Linked DNA regions of Mus musculus: region 2 is linked to region 1. Evidence: chromatin loops called from intact Hi-C (ENCODE). Cell type or tissue: heart. All regions are shown on one strand. Links, peaks and the distances in the headings refer to the core of each region. The heading gives the core; the rest is flanking DNA.

Evidence for each region. Peaks named below come from ENCODE experiments on the same cell type or tissue, not always from the same donor. Only the 100,000 strongest peaks of a DNase experiment are listed, where the experiment ranks them.
Region 2: a loop joins it to region 1, with 3.0 times the contacts of the local background. A loop is called at or near these places in 2 of 42 quality-filtered maps.

Annotation. Positions count from the first base shown.
Region 1 is chr3:101,158,281-101,166,608 of GRCm38, forward strand. No RefSeq gene overlaps it. Among named protein-coding and RNA genes, the nearest start is that of Ptgfrn, 52 kb to the left of the region's middle. In heart, for the core only: a CTCF peak has its summit at 4,923 (motif pointing left); a DNase peak (open chromatin) is centred at 3,891; H3K4me3 peaks cover 803 bases; H3K27ac peaks cover 4,429 bases.
Region 2 is chr3:101,106,245-101,114,572 of GRCm38, forward strand. Ptgfrn (prostaglandin F2 receptor negative regulator) reads right to left here and starts at 3,922. Exons shown (of 9, transcript NM_011197.3): 1 at 3,848-3,922. The coding sequence starts at 3,896. It overlaps Gm52612, which reads left to right and starts at 2,722. Exons shown (of 1, transcript XM_030252967.1): 1 at 2,722-5,496. The coding sequence starts at 3,666. The coding sequence ends at 4,307. In heart, for the core only: no CTCF peak of the experiment used is centred there; DNase peaks (open chromatin) are centred at 2,837, 3,547 and 4,157; H3K4me3 peaks cover 2,543 bases; H3K27ac peaks cover 3,172 bases.

The DNA of each region.
Region 1 (8,328 bases), core at 155-8,154:
AGATGACATGTCGTAGTGTTCTTCACCATCTGCCAGCTCTTACATCTCCCTCTGGCCCCTTCCAGGATGTTTCCTGAGTCTTGGGGAAGGGGGTGGTGGTAATATGCTCCATTAGGACTGAGCACTCAATAGCTGCTTAAAGGCATTTGTTTGCAACATTCAACCACTAAGAAGTTTCTCTAATCAAGGCTGAGGGTATCACTAACATAGTATGTTATAACACAGTATAAACATTAATATTGAGAAGGGAGAAAGGCAGCTAACAACATGCCCATTTGGAAAAGCAACACTAGGGCCTCCAACCTCCTAGCCATGGACTTTTGACCAGGTTAAGGTATTAGGCATGAATTCCCCCCCGCTGTGATGCAGTCCTCGCATCTACCCAGAATGTGGTTGGTTACCTTCAGAACAGCTGTGCCGCTATGTTGCCAGTAGGTACATTTCGTCTAGCAGGTCAGTATTATAGCATGCTTGGTCCTCCCCTGGGGTAAGCCCACTGATGCCTTTGCTTCCTCAGTGGCCTGCATGGCACCTTCTGGTTCTTTGAAAGCTAGCTAAAAGGAGGTTAATTTTCCAAGAGGGACTTACCATCTAGTTCTGGTTGCCAAGCACGAACAATAGCGGTAGCCTCTATTGTTTTGGGAGCCTCTGGGATCTTTCTGACCAATAACTCATAGGGAGATATCCATTCCTAGCACCGTGCTCTTTGTCTAATGAATCACGTCTTGTGGGAGTAGCATTATGTACTTATGCAGGCTACCACATACTTTAAAAAAAAGTTATATTTCTAAAATTAGCTTACAAAGTAAGTGGGTTTCCATAAGGCTTTCCATATATCCTTAGTTTTGATCAATTTTCCCACACCCTCTTCTTTTCCCCATCTCCCTGACAACATCCCCACTTAGACTTTCCCATTCCCAGAATCCTTGCCTCTTTCTTCATGGAAAAAAAAGAAAAAACAAGCCTGAAGAAGTAGATAGCCAGTTCAGAGGATGCTGCCCCAAGGAGGGCTGGAAGCATTCCCAGTGGTGCTGGAGACTTGCTACACACAAAGAGATTCACACCACAAGGTAGGCACAAAAGTAGAGAGGGAAAAGCTCGTTGGAGGACACCTGCTATTGAATTAAAGTTGGAGCTACTAGTGTGAATAATGAGATAGACAGACAGACAGACTGCCCCTTCATTATACTCTAAGCCCAAATTAAAAAAAAATGCAGTCAAATGCTGTAAAGAACTTTCCTCAGAATGATGATTACAATATCAAAAGGGTCTTCTCCTGGAAAAATCTGAAAAAATCAGAAGGCCAAAATAACAGTAAAGATCCATTGGTAAAATATAGATCTATACACCCACACAGATACAATGCTATAAATGAACAAAAACATGCAAAGATTATTTCTCACACCACAAAGTTTACTAACAAATATAGGACAGATAACAGTAGGAGAAAACTACTCCACAGGAGACATCAGTGCAGTACCTTAGGCAAGGATTATTGGTAGAAGATAGTGACTATGGGGTCATGTGGTTGAGGCCATGTGGGAGGGCATGGGACCCCAATCCCCTCACTCGATCTCCATCTTTCAGAACTGTGCCTTTGTCATCTGTACAGCTGACCTGGTCCACAGTCCTGCCTGTCTCCCAGGCTGATTCTGTCACTCATGAGCCCTGTTATTTCGACCTTGAATTTTACAGGTTTCTTAAACTGCTCCCTAACGGTAAGCCCAACACTACAGCATCTTCTGATGGAACGTTGATATAATAACAGATTGTTCAAGGAGCCCCTGCCTATGCTTGGTAATTGATTTAGTCAGGGTTTCTATTGCTGTGATGAAACACCATGACCAAAAAGCAAGTTAGGGAGGAAAGAGTTTATTTAACGTACACTTCCACTGCACCGTTCATCATTGAAGGAAGTCAGATGGGAACTCAAGTAGGGCAGAATCCTGGAAGCAGGAGGTGATGCAGAGGCCATGGAGGGGTGTTGCTTACCGGCTTGCTTTCCTTGGCTTGCTTTCTTATAGAACCAAGGATCACCAACCCAGGGATGGCATCACCCACAATAGGCTGGGCTCTCCCCTATTGATCACTGACAACATGTCTTACAGCTGGATCCATGGTGGCATTTCCTTTCGGATGATGACTCTCCTGTCAAGTTGATACAAAACCAGCCAGTATAGTAATCTATCGAGTGTTCACTCATTGATTGACTCCCGGGAACAATGCTTTCAGGAAGAGCAATTCTTAGCCACACTCCTGCGGTGAGACCACTGGAGGTCCTAAGACAGTATATAACACAAACTTGACGGAAGGAGATGACTTATAAATGCTCACAGTGTGACACAAGGACATGTGTCTTCAGGAGAGATTACTGGCCCCAGAGTATATATCTGTACTTAACGGAACAGCCTGATGTAGATGGAGGGGGCCTCCCATAGCCCCCCAAACACAGAGTCGAAGCAACAGAGAGTGGCTACTACAGATCCACTTATCTATGGCACTTTCCTGCCAGTGACATTTATTCCCCGGCCAATTCTCTGCTGCTGTCAACTGAAGGAGTGAGTGAATGTGGTGACTCCTGGAAGGAGCCGGGGAGAGAAGCCAGCCAGGTGCAGGCAGGAAGGGGATATTAGTCTGCAGAGTTTAAAAATAATAACAAAACCAACTAAAAGCCATCTGGTTTATATAATCACCACAGTCATGGCGGTTCTGAACAGTTGGCAACAAACGTAGCCAAAGGCTGGTCTTCGATCTTCTAAAAAAAAATGCCATTTGTTGGAAGAGATCCATAGGACCGAGTTGTGACTTTTTTGCAATTCTAGAATAATCAAGTCTTTGGGCTATAATAGATGCTCAAACACTAAACCGAAACCAAGTGAATATAGGTGTGTGTAGTCCTTTTTTCACTCTATGCTAGAACTCCCCCAGAACCCTACCTTAAAAAAAAAGTCAGGAAGATTCACACAAAGACCCTTCACTAAAACATGCATGAGAACTGAGCTAACACCACGACCCAAGAAGGTAGGCAAAATCAGAGTCCTGTCAGGATGACTCAGAGAACTGCATCCATCACTTACCATGTACTGGGAGGGGCCGCCAGGCCCACTGCCTAGAGATTTTATTCATATATTTTATTCTCCTTTCTTGGAAAACCTACAAAAATCACCTCGTAACTCAGGATATTAGAGAATCCATTAGTTCTGGGGTTAAGATCCTAAGGGAAACTAAATACTAACAAATACTCCTGTTGACTGACACCCTCAGACACTCAAATTGCTTAAACCAGCTCCTAATTGGGAACAGCTGGCAGAAGAGAGCAAAGCCTGTGGCCAGACCTGGAATCTGGTTGCAAATCTGGTCCCTAGAAAGAAACCAGTCTCCATTAAGGGTTAAAATGTGGGAGGTCAAGAGAGCGGTCCTCTGGTCCTCCGGAGCAGCAATGGAGGGTGGCTAAGTGAACCGGAGAACAAAGAGCGTTCACATCCCAGCTGTAGCCCCTTGCTCAGCCTGGGACTGAGACTGAGAAGCGACTGAGTGGACGGGGAGGGGCCTGAGCGGCAGCAGGATCTCACTAGACATTATCTTTCCAGAGCTGGGATCACTAATCCTGATGTGTCCAGCCAAATAACTTTCCCCGGAGTTATTCCCGCTCCGCTAGGAAGCGCAGATCTCCAAACCTATAGGGTGGAGGGAGGCTACCGATTTTAACCTGGCCTGTGTCATCCAGTGTCCCTCCAGATTCACAGTGTCCTGCACTCTGCTAAGCCGCCCAGCCTCTGGGCTGTGTGCCCTGACCCTGCTGTGGTCTGAGCCAGAGCCATAGCTCTGCTCTTGGAAAGCTGTGCGCAAGGCCCGCCCTCTAGGCCTTGGCATTGGGTCTGAAGCCCAGACTGGGAACGGGAGAAGCCAAGGAAAGGTCTCAGGTGTGTAGACCATCCCGCCGCAGAGTCAACTGTCAGCGGTGGTCATTAGTGACTGGTGAGCTGGATGCTGGTGGCAGTCCCACTGGGTAGTTTTCAATGGTGTGACCTTGGCTCTGCACTTTGGTGCCAAATCCTTTGGTTCGTGCCTGTTCACCGAGCCAAATTTCCCAGGCTTCCTGGCGATTCTGTGAACTACTTGAGTGCTCTCCAATAATTTTTCCTTTTTTTTTTTCTACCTAAGAGTCGATTTGTAATGTTGGAAATCAAGAACCCTGCCTGGTACAGCATCTGTCCCTGCAAGACTCAGGAAACCAGGGACATGCGGGCTGGTGTGTGTGTGTGTGTGTGTGCGTGTGTGTGTGTGAGAGAGAGAGAGAGAGAGAGAGAGAGAGAGAGAGAGAGAGAACAGGAGAAGCAGAGTGACAGAACTAGACATCTGGAAAGGAAAGGCAGTATGGAAATTCAGGGAGAGGGAGGGAAGGGAAGGGGAAAGGCTAGAAGGGTTGGCGGGTGAGGGACAGCAGCCAGGAAGGGGTCGTGCACGTTGTTAATGCTTGTAATAAGAGCCTTAGAGGAAACTGCCCCAGTGGCCTCCCTAAGGTATTTTTGCATTGCTATTTCTGTCAGACAACGTGGTTTAAATTGTTTCTCGGCACTGTTTTAGGAACAACAGTTCCTTGATTCAGTCTTGCTTCTGGAGATGAACCCGGGCGTTGGCTTTAACATTATACATTGATCAAGCATGCAGCGTGCCGGGGAGTGTACAGATATATGGGCATGCATATGCATGGCGTGCTATAGTATGATAAATACATGCATGAGAAAAATCAGGTCTGGGGCTAGTTATGTGGGAGGGGAACCTTTATGTAGCACGCTTATTTAATATCTCAAAGGGGAAACATTACTTATTATGCCATATCAGCGTATCATTCGTCTTATGGGTAGACAGAATGAAGAATCTTCGACAATTAATAGAAATTGCAGGAAAAATTATGATTAACTGCCATCTGCTGGCTTCTGTGTATTTTATTTTCATGCAGCTTCTAGCCTGCCCTCGTAATTATCGGTGTCTGTCTTTCCCGTCCTTAACTGGTTCTGTTAACCAGTGCTGCCCTTGTGGGTACGGGGTGGGGCGGAGGGTGTACGTGCAAGAGGATGAAGCTAACTCAAATACACCAATCCGTCTTCTTCTAAGTTCCAATTTGAGAGAGCAGGCTACAGCTTATTTTAGAATTCTGTTTTCGTAGCAGATTGAGCAAGCAGTGTATGCTTAGCGAGTGTATAGTAGGGGGCAGGCAGTGCTTTGAAAGTGACTTCTCTCTCTCATCCTCTCATCTCTGAGGACCATAGGGTTTGCATCTCAAAAGCTCTGTCCGGCTTCTGGCAGGTGAGGCCTTTCAGAGTCTCATTCAGATGACATTGTAGCCAGGGAGAGCCTGTTGCAGCGCCAAACCTGATGGGGAAGGGAAGCAGATTCCAGCAGAGCGTATTTGACCCTTTGCCCCAAAGCCCCTACTAGAAGTGCTCAGCAGGAAATAGATCTTCTCTGTTAGTAAATGAGGGTGACTTTTGTTTACGCGGTGAGTCCAGGCATAGGCCATCCCCCCATCACTCCCCAAGTAGACCAGAGAGTTGGTGATTTATCTGGGTGACTCACACTCCACGTCTGGTTTGAACTAATCAGATTGATGTTCCAGAGTTTCCAAGTCAGTACAAGTCATTGTGGTTGGCCATTACAACTTTAAAAATGTATCTATTTGTGTGGGGGTGGAATTTGTACACAGTATGCCTAGGTGTGGAGGCCAAAAGTAACAATGCTGGCTTGGAGCTGCTACAGGCTCTGAGGCTACAGTGTCTGAATGAGACATGGAATACCTCACCTGTCAGAAGCCAGACAGAGCATTTGAGATGCAAACACTATTGGTCCTTTTGGTGTGGGTGGGAGTAGGGTTAGGATTTCCCCCTGAGCCTGAGGCTCAGCAGTTCAGCAGTAGGCTGGCTGGCCAGTGAGCTTTAGGATCCATTTGTCTCCATCCTGCTCCGGCCCCCACCCCTTTTGTTCTGGGGTTAAGGACACAAAGCCACCATAAGGCTTTTACGTGGGTGCTAGGGATCCAGACTTAGGTCCTGATGCTTGCACACAAGTCAGCTTGTCACCGGAGCCATCACCCACCAGAGTGACCACATTTTTAGTATTTTGGTATATTTACGTATTTGAAATCAGTCTAAGAATGTCAACCACGCCTAACGTCAACTGTGCATACCTTATCATTTAATGTTATGTTTGAGACGTAAAAACATACATAATGTGTTTGTGTTATAAAGTAAAATAATAGAATCAAAGGAGCTATGTCAGGTCCCGTACATTTATTCGATTCAGATTAGAGCCAGGATGTCACCAGTGCTGGCTCACTCAATGGCCAGAATGCTGTATGTGCGTTCACATCATTTCTCACACTCTGGATAGGTGCTGTCCTTCCCACTATACAGATTGGTAAACTGAGGCACATTAAAACATCAGTCTCACACAGATGTAGTGAGTGTTCCTTAACAGTTCTCAACAGCACCCTTTCTCTTGTCTTGATGGAAACAAGGCTGGCACCTAGTCCCAAAACCATTACCATGGTGGGCCATGTGACGTACTCTCCCTGTGGACATCTGAAAGTATCACTCCCGGGCAGAGGAGTCAAATATTCCTGGAGGTTGCTATGACTCCCCTGGCCTGGCAGACTGCTGGTGCTCGCCTCATGTCCTGACAGCAGTGGCTTTCTTCTACAGTGACCTCCAACTTTTGACTCAAGGGGCCAAGGTAGGCAAGCAATGTCAGGGAGTGGCTATCTCTGGGAGTGGCTTTGCTGATAACATTCCACCATTTTTTGGTCCTGCGGGTGGGAAAACGTGCTCCTGTGCTTCAGTTAATTCCAGCCTGCCCTGTCTGCTCCCTCTCTGCTTGCTTCCCTTTCTTCTGTCCTCACCATCTTTCAGCTGTGATAAAAAACTGCCCTGAGAGCAAAGGGTTTCTTAGGTTATAGCCCATCATTGAGGGACACCGGGGCAGGGGTTCAAGCAGGAGGTAGGAGCTAAAGTAGAGGCCACAAAAAAACGCAGCTGTTGCAAAATAGAGTTCACCCTCCATTCAGGTTCTTCCCTCAAGACACATGGCCGCCCCAGGGTCTGAGAGTGTTGTCCACTGAGGTCTTCAGCTGTCAGTCTCTGAAAGTCAGCCTCAGCTGTAGAGGGTGGGGCCTAATCATCTTGGCCTCACTCAGGGTGGCTCTGACGGAATGTCCAAGCTCCAGGGACCCAGAGGTAAGGCCGAGGCTGTTGCTGGGTCTGCACTGCGGAGAGTCTCCCTCTGTACAATCGTTTTCCTCAGGGATGTTGATCCCAAGGGTACCCCAGGGGATCTACATAACTAATGTGCCATGTGTTTGTTTTGTGTGTGTGTGTGTGTGTGTTCTGACAAGTTCCTAGGTGGGAGCATTACAGAATCTGCCCTTGAGGGAATCTCAGTCTGCCACACTTCGTTAGTGGGGGTCCCTAAACACTGTGTAGAGCAGGGTCCACATCACCACATGTCCCCTGAGGGAATCTGACCCCAGCTTTGTCAGGTCAAGGCTGTTTCAGGGTTCATATGTCAGGCACTATAAATTTAAACTTGTCTCAAACACCCACATTCTTTCTAAGGATCAATCTATTTCCTGGAAAGTATTATTTGTCTTCTGTCCTTGGCTAGGTTAGGGCACAAAGCAAAACAAAGCCTCTCCGAGTGTAGTGCTGGTATCTGCTCAATACCTCGTAGCACAAGAGACTAGAAGCTTCAGATGTAGCCTGAGAAAAAGCTCTCTCTCGCTCTCTCTCTCTCTCTCTCTTTCTCTCTCTCTCTCTCTCTTCTCTAACCTTCTCCCACCCTTCTGTCATCTCCCTCATAGATCCCAGAATTCCCCTTACCCAGGGTGTGCCATCGAGACTCCAACCTCTCTCTCCCAAAGCCACCCAACAAGGCCACTCTCTCCCTCCTTCTCCTCTGAAGGCCTCACACCAGGGGGTCCAGTCTAATCTTAGGGAGAAAGGCAGGCTGTACAGGGAGGCTTCACTGGGTGTCCCTCTGTCTTTTACATTGGGCCACACCTTTTGGGTGATCCATTTGTTCATGGCTGTCTCTTCTTCATTAAAGAAGCAGAAAGACTTTTCCTTGGGGTTCGAGTCTTCACTCGTAAAGGTTCTTCCATGAAATAAAGCTTTGGTTAGATACACTGATCATGGCTTCCATGTTAACCTGTCCTTCGTGGTGGAGGGATCAGTCATGCCCCTCACCATGTAGTTGAGAAGGAAAGGCTTCCTACCTTCCTCTCCTACAGCTACAACTTCATATCTACTTACATCTTGATTGGATTTTTTTGGC
Region 2 (8,328 bases), core at 148-8,147, 52 kb before region 1:
GTATCTGCTAGGTGCACAGAGGCCTTACAGAAGCCACCAGAGAAGAACAAGGCTGAGGGTGAGGCTCAGTAGTAAAGTGTACAAGCTTCCAGTTCATTCCTTAGCACCACCAAAAAAAAAAAAAAAAAAAAAAAAAAAAAAAAAAAAAAAGACGAAGTTTATCTTGTGTCATGCATCCTCCATGAAACTCCTTGGTGTCTCCAAACCCCAAATCCATCCTTCTGTTTTCCACGGTAGTTGGCAGATGGCTGCCAGGTTTCGCTGTGTTCTCTAGCTTCCCTTGCAGCTAGTGTGACATGGAACTAAATTGTCTCCAATGGAATACACACAGAAATGATGTCACTTCCAGGCTTTGCCCATGAAGTACCCATTATAATATCCAAGCTGTCTCCCTCCTTTGTGGGGCTGGAAAAGTAAGGATGACAGATAAAGTGATCCTGAAAACCAGGATGGGCACCAACCTGGGACCAGAGGGCTGTGTGAAAGAAGGGCCTACCCAAACTCTCCCTCAGAAGCACTTCACTGTTGGGGGCACGGGGGAGGGGATGATCCTACTGTTTGAACCACTGCGCCAGAACTGTGCAATTAAGGCAGAACAGCCTACCTAATTAGCATAATACCCTTTTACAGCAATTGAATTTGAAAATATAGGTGTGATACTTTTGTCATTTAAAAGCGATCTTAGCAGATTTGCATTTTTAAAAAAGATGTAGAGAATCTATTAATGACTCTCATGGCTACCCACAAATAATAAAATAAGAAAAGGACATACCCATCTATATGTGCTCAGTTAGTCAAACACATCCTATGTATGAGAGTTGTACAGCCTAATATTAAGAGAATAGAGAGAGAGCAAGACCAATGGGGTCCTGCCTCTGGAGGACAATCAGGTAGGGATGTAAGACTTGGGAACAGGAGCCATGGACATAAGACAAAGGCTGCCTGGCCACCTATAAGGAGCCAAAAATTCACAATTCAGACCACTTCACACCTCCCCTAACACCCCCTACCTCACCAGTCATCTTTCTCTCCCCCTCCTCCCCCTCCTCCCAACTCATGGAACAACTCCGGTGCCATTTCTGAAGGAGCAGTGCACTTCACTCACCCACACTTTATGCTTTTCCCCAGAGCCCTGGGACGCTCGTCTATCCTTTCTTCCAAAATCCCAATTATTCTCAAGGCTCAGCTCATATGTCACCTCTTAGGTAAAAGCAACTCCAAACACCAAGTCAAAATGAACCCCTTCCTTCCCGCTTCCCCCCCAGTGCTGAGCTGGGGTCAAGAAATACACTGTTTTTACCACTGTCTACAACAGCCCAGTCAAGCACCCAGTGAGGTGCTATACCTTGGTCACTGCCAGCTGGGTCTGAGTGAGTCTGGCCCACTGGTCGGGGCTTAGTGAGAAAGCTTCAAGGAAAAGTGAGCCTCAGAGGCAGAGGGACTTAGACAGGGAAGAGAGGGGGCAGGCAGGCTAGAAGGCGCAACAGATTCCGTGAAGAGTAGCAAACAGGTGCTTAGAATGAAATCTCTAAAGCAGAAAGAGGAGAAAGCAAACACAAGAAAAGTCACAAGAGCTCAATGCACACTGGTGCGAACCCCGAAATCATCCATTAGGAAAATGGTGACCTTAGAGGAGAGCAGGAGAAAACCGGTCAGGGAGGAGTCAGAAGTTGTCTTCGTGAGGAGCCTCCAAGGCCTTGGCTACAACAGGGGAAACACAGTATGGGGGAGTGGGGTGTGGGGCTCGCTCAGAAGGATGGACACAGTCTGAACTTGTGCTTGGGAAAGCTACAAAACAAAGGGCTGGGGTTCAGGCGAAGCCCACAGAGGGGTTACCATACAAGTAGCAGTGACTTCACGATTCCATTCCGGCAGCAAGACCCAAGGGAAGACCATCTTGCCTATCAACACACTCCACTTCCAGGCTCAATGGATGTGGAAAATGATGCTACACTGGGAAGCTGCTTCAGAGGTCAGGCTGAAGCTGCACCTAGTGAGGTACCCAGGGGCAGAGTTTGTAGATGGCACATCAATGGTTCAGAGAATTGCTAGGTGAATCTGCACAGGGCAGTCACAGTCACATCCAAAAGTCTTTAAGTCTCATCAAGGTTGGATGCACGGGTATACCACCATGATTCATTCCCCAAGCTGTGCTTTCCCGACCCTGGGCTGCTGGCTGTGGTTTGTTTATTCACTTGGTCTGAGGGATGGAATCCAAAACCTGGCAAAGATAAACAAGCACAGAGCTACAACCCTAGGCCCCCAAGGGCATCCTTTTTAAACTTCTACCTCACGCTACCCTCTCAACTGGTACATCCACAGACTACACACTGACCACTCTAGGGAGAGTCAGTCACATAAACCACAAAGTGAGTAGCAGATGGGAGTGGTGCCCCAGGAATCTGTGCAACCATAGGCCATGGCCCTGCCTGACCCAGACGTATAAGCCAATTAAATGGTGGCGACTGTCCCCAGCAATATGCAACAAATACACAACTTGCAAAGACTGATGCCTGGCAGATCAGAAACCACAGAAGACTATTGGATGTTTTCTGTACATGGGTTGTGGCTGGAGAATTATGTCTAGGGGAGTTCTTAGAGGGAGTCATTTCCAGAAAACCCCTCGGAGGTGAAGTATCACAGTAGCAGCCAGAAAGGCTAGTTCACAGGCAGCCAGGACTCATGGGGAGCTGGGACAGTAAAGTCCTAATGCCAGCAGAAGGGGAGTGGTGGCAGGAGGTCCCCACGGGGATCCTCACACCATCAGAAGTGCAGTCATTTAGCCCCTGTGCAGCTGAGGCCAGGCTGGGATAGGCAACACACACCACGTGCTCTGGGAAAGCTTGAGATACATCGTCTGCAGGGGCTTGGAAGGGAACCCAGGGCTGGGTCTGGAATTCTGCTTGTCCTAGATGCCACTGGTCACAGGGAACCACGCATATAACCACACTTGGGGATCTGCCTTCCTGAACCAAGGCAGGCATTAAATAAATACATCAAGTGGCTGGTTAAGATCACCCTGTGTATCTATGTGAAGATGGTGTCTGTGTAAGGAGTGAATGGAAAATGGAGGGGGGGGGAGCCCAGGAAAGATTCCTTAGGTGGGTGAGGGGATACTGGGCCAAACCACTGAGAGACACCAAGGGTTTCCAGAGGGTAAAGGAGAAGGGGGCAGTAACGAGGGAAGTAACAGGTAGAAAAGTTGGAAAAGCTGGGCTCTCGGGTCTTTGTGTATAAATCCGAGCCTAGCTAGCTTCAGGAGACGCTGGAAGGCAACACTGAGGCAGATTTGGCTAGATGGCAGGGATGGTACAAGACTGTCACAGTAACGCTGGGCTACCCAGTGACCTTCGTGGAAGGAAGTTGGATTCTCTTGCTTCCCTGGAAAAGCAACTCAGCATGGGCTAGCGAATGAAGAGCGATCCCGACCGGCCTCGGCTATGGCGGGACACAGCAAAGGCTCACATTTCCGCCCAGCCGGGTACGCGGGCCGGGGCCGCCCGCACCTTCCGGGGCCGGGAGTTCAAGGTGAGCCCGGCTCACGGTGGCCAACAGGTAGAGAGCGCTGTGGGAGAACCGGCCACGAGCCACTCCCCCGGCACACGTGAGGACCCGGCTCGGTCAGGCCGGGCGGCTCCGGCTACTGGGAGCGCGGGCCCAGGAGGATGTGCACCGGGCTCAGATCGGCCCCACATCGCTCCCCGCCCGGCCGGCGGCCCGGCGCTCCGGATCCCGGTCTCCCGGGAGCCGCCCCGGGCGCCCCGGGTGCCCCAGGCCCCGAGCGGCAGCCGCGCCCCCCCGGGACCCAGCGCCCCACCGCGCCCCGCCGCGCCCCACGCGCACTCACCCAGCGACAGGAGCGCCAGCAGCAGCGGCCTCGGCGCCGGGCGCCCCATGCTCGGCCGGCGGGAGCGACTCTCCGCCTCCTCCTCCTTCCCCGCCGCCGCTCCTCCTCCTCCTCCTCCAGCTCCGGCTGCTCCAGAGTCGGCTGCTCCGCCGGGCCGCGCGCCTGCTCCGCTCTCCCCGCTGGCCGAGCGAGCCCAGCGCCGGCGCGGACGTGCGCACCTGGCTCGTCGCGGCCCTCCTCCTCCTCCTCTCCCGCCCTCCGCCAGCCGCCGGGCCCCGGAGCCGGCCTCGCCGATCCCAGGGCGCAGCAACCCGGACCGCCTCCCGAAAGCAAAAGGGAAGAGCCGTGGCGTCCGCCCGCCCGCGCCTCCCACCCGGCGCTTTGCCAGCAACAAACACAAACTTTCCCAAGCCCCTCCCCGCTCCAGGTAACGGAGGAGGCGCTGGGGCCACCCGCTTAAAGGGGAGGAGACGCCCGAGCCCACTCAGCCTTCCCCTCGGGCCCCCAGCCCTCGAAAAACTTTCCTCCGACCTTTAAAAGTTGGCCTGGAAGACTTGTCTGGAAACCTCATCTTTTGGGCCCTATCCCGGGACGCCCGGCATTCCTTCGCGGTGGAATCCCCACGAGTGTCTCGCAGCCAGCAACCCACACGTACACCCTCTGGTCTCCAGCTAAGCATGCCACCAGCCACCTGCTTAGCCCTTGCTAAAAATAATTACACAGATAGGAATGAAAGAGCTTCAAAGGCAGTGAATTCCCACCCCCTCATGGTCCAGAGGCCTGATGTGCTTGGGAGAGTTGGCAAGGGACTCTCAGCCAAGCATCAAATTCAACAAGGCTCTCTAACCCACCACCCTGTAGTTGGGTGGGCCTGCCTCCTTCCTGGCCCACCTCCCTCCTCTCCAGGGTCCCTGTGGTACTAATTAGAACAACTTCCAACTAAGGTACCCATAAAAGAAAAGAAAAAAAAGAAAAGAAAAGAAAAGAAAACCCACACCATCTATTATTAGCCGTAGTGCTTCAAATGGTATGTCTGCCGCCTGAGACTATATTCATTGCTTTAAGTGGACACAACTGGGTTTCCATTAAAGACTCTTTTTCCTCCCACAATAGAGTTTTGTGCTTTGGATTTGAATACAAAAGACTCCACAGCTCTGGGGGGAAAATCAGCGTTCCTTGTTTAAAACGTCCCAAGGATGAATCAGACATTCAGAAAGGCTCACTGGTATCCAGTGACCCCCTCCGTCGCCCGGGCCTTTCATTAATATATGTAAAACAAATCACAGATGTTCCTGGGGAAACTGCCTTCTCTGGTGCAGAACATTAAGCTTGTTCTGATTTCCACAAGCGTTTCTCGTTTCTGCCAACTGACATGCGACTGACTGGCCAGGTGTGAACCCTTCCGAAAGAGACTCCTAAAATTGTATTCCCAGCCAGGCGTGGTGACCTCCACTGCACTCTGTAGGTAGAGGCAGGATGGGCTCAAGGTCATCCGTCCCTGGCTTCAAACAGAGATCAAGGCCGGCTTGGGCTACAGGAGACCCTGTTTCAAAAGACCAAAATAAACAAATTCCTGGTGGTTCAACAATGGAGGTTTACTTACTGTCACAAAGTGGTAACAATTAAACAGAGATAAAATGGTATGGTAACTTTGGTGTTGAGTATATTTCCCCCTCAATATTTTTTTTCTTTTAATTTCTGTCTTGCCACCAAGCCTTTCCCAGAGTTTCCCCCACCCCTATCCATGTTCCTGTTGTTCTTTTTCCCAGAATTTCTGTAGGAAGGTCAATTTTCTTTTGTTTCTTTCCATTCTATCAAGCCTGAATATGAGCCTCATGTTAAGTTTTGAAATATGCTGGAACTACGGGAAAACGTAAGGCCTGGCTCTTCCAGCAGCTCAGCCTTCAGCTCATCAATCTTTCCGGGTTCTGACCACCCAGAATGCTTAACGTCTGGCCTGCACATTTTGGCACTTGATCACAGTCAGCTCAGCACACTATGTATACTGCTTCCACCTCTGCCTAATAACTGGAGGATCTAAGAGGCGGACACATTGTCAACTTGCATCCCCTCCTCACTGGAGAGGAGTTCTGTGCCCTTTGTTTAACAGACAAAAATCTGGACCTTGGAAAGCCTTCCACATGCAGTCAGAGAAGAGACTCTGAGCTAGACCCTGGAACTGCAGCCCTGGTGAGTCAGTTGCTGCCAGTGCCCATAGCCTACAGGGTAATTTAGTGGGTGTGGCAGCAAGTGCAAAGTCCAGTCACGACCCACCCAGGAAGCAGTCAGTACTGGAGACGTTTTTCACTGCCTTCCCCAAAGCTTAACTGTATAGTAAGTCAGGCAGTCCAGGAACTCACTAGATGGAACCTACATGGAGGGACTTACAGTAAGTGTACACATAACATGATGGAAGGGGGAGGGGAATCATTCTCTCCTCCCATCTCAGCACCCAAGTATTATTAAACTAATGGGACATTTTATAATCACGGTAATAACTGTGGTGAGCAACTGAACTGGTAGGAATAAATGAGACTATCCAGGCAAGGCAAGTGCAAAGAAGGCTTAAGTGGATCCAGGCTGTCAGCTGACTGATTGGCAACCAGTCAGCTGTTATCATGAGAATCCACAATGAGCCACTGATGTAGCAGAAAATAAGCACAAATTAATGACAGCAGGCACTTGGTCCTATTACCATCCCTTGCGCTTACTACCAATAGATACAATGTTTCCGACTAGGAAGCACCGCACCTGCCACAGAGGCCCACAGTAGCTCCATTCATCTTCGTGGGACAGGCATTTATTTGCCAGTGAGTAACTTTCTACACAAGTAACCCTCTTGCCCCAACCTGTGGTTCTGTTTGGTTCCTGTACAGGTTTGCCAGAGGCAACAAGACTCACTTTCTAGTAATCCTAATTAACCCTCCCCCACCCTCAAGGTGGATGAACCCAACTTGGGTTTCACTCAGCGACCATCAAGGGCACCAGTCCCAACCACCCTTTAACCACCTGATAATAAACATCTGTTTGCAGCCATGGCCTTTGAATAGCCTACAAAGGTCCTCACATTCCCTCATCTGAAACAGGTTTTCCTACTGAAATTCAGCAAAACAAAACAAAACAAAAACACTGTGTGGTTTCACTTTGAGAATGAAAGTCTTAAAATGTTCCCAAATAAATGAGTTAACCAATTTTTCTTAAGACTCATCCAGATGTGGTAGGTTTACCCTGTTCCTGCCAACAGCCTATACATGGCCTCCAAATGACTCTGACCTCCATGGTAGTAGGTATTTGGGAAAATGGTGTATTCTATCAAAACATTTTATCCCAGTAATTGCTTTCATTCAAAACTTTCTTCTGCGCCTGGAGGTAACATTCCCATGGAAATTAAGGGATTACTAACCTAAGAGAAATGTAAAGATTGGGGACATTGCTTAGAGGTAAGATATTTGCCTACGCTCATTCTTCAGCAACAGAAAGATGGTGGGAGGGAAGGAGGGAAAGAGAAGGGGGGAAGCATAAATGGTAGAATTAGAAAATGGAATTAGAGTTTTAAAAACAGAGCGAATGATGGAGAAGGAAAGCCCACGTCTTGAAGAGTGAGAGTTGGTGATTCTGTAAGCTCTGGTAAGCTGTGGCTGCCCTTCTGACAGACAAAGGGGGTGAAGCAGTTGGCTCGAGGCCTGCTCATGCTTTGTGATACCCCTCTGTTCCCCCACACTACCAATTCTTATCCTTTCTGCTGCCCTAAAAGATCAAGGTGGGAAATGTTAAAGATGATGTTCCTAGGGACTCAAGCTGCCCCAAGGCCACCTCCGTGGAACCAAAAGTATCCCAAAAGTACTGACTGCCCACAAGGCGTCCACATCTACAGGGTGAAGTAAGAATGGAGGAGGAAGTCCTGCCATAAAAGCAATCTAAAAATGTAAGCCCTGGTGTGAAGTCCCTGGGGCTCTGGCCCTGGAGGGGCTCCTCTTGCAGCAATGGAGAAGAGAGAAAAGAAAGGAGGGAGGGAGAGAGGGAGGGAGAAAAGAGGGAGAAAAGGAGGGTGGAGGAGAAAGGAAGGAAAGACAGTAGAAAGATGGAGGGAGAGAGGAAGGGATAGCTAGTTTGTACCCAAGGCTATCCCCTTCTGGCCCTCCTCTTGCCCTCATATCTAGACAAAGCCAGGCAGAGAGCTATTTCATCTCTTAGGACAGCCTTTGTGCACATAAATGTAAGAGGCATGTGGAGGCACGGGAAGGGTGGGGTGTGCTCTTTCTTCTCTTTCCTTCATCTGTTCCTACTAACTCTCTGGATCCGTCATCAAGAGTGGATGTGGCACCTCAGTCCCAAGCACAAAGGCTTTCCAGTGATACTTATAAACCAGACAACAATGACTGTAGAGTCACAGGCTAAAAGACAGGGTCTCCGCTAAAATCTGATTTTCAAGCAATCAAACCAAACCTTTTTAATAATATGCCCTAAACATTATATGAAGT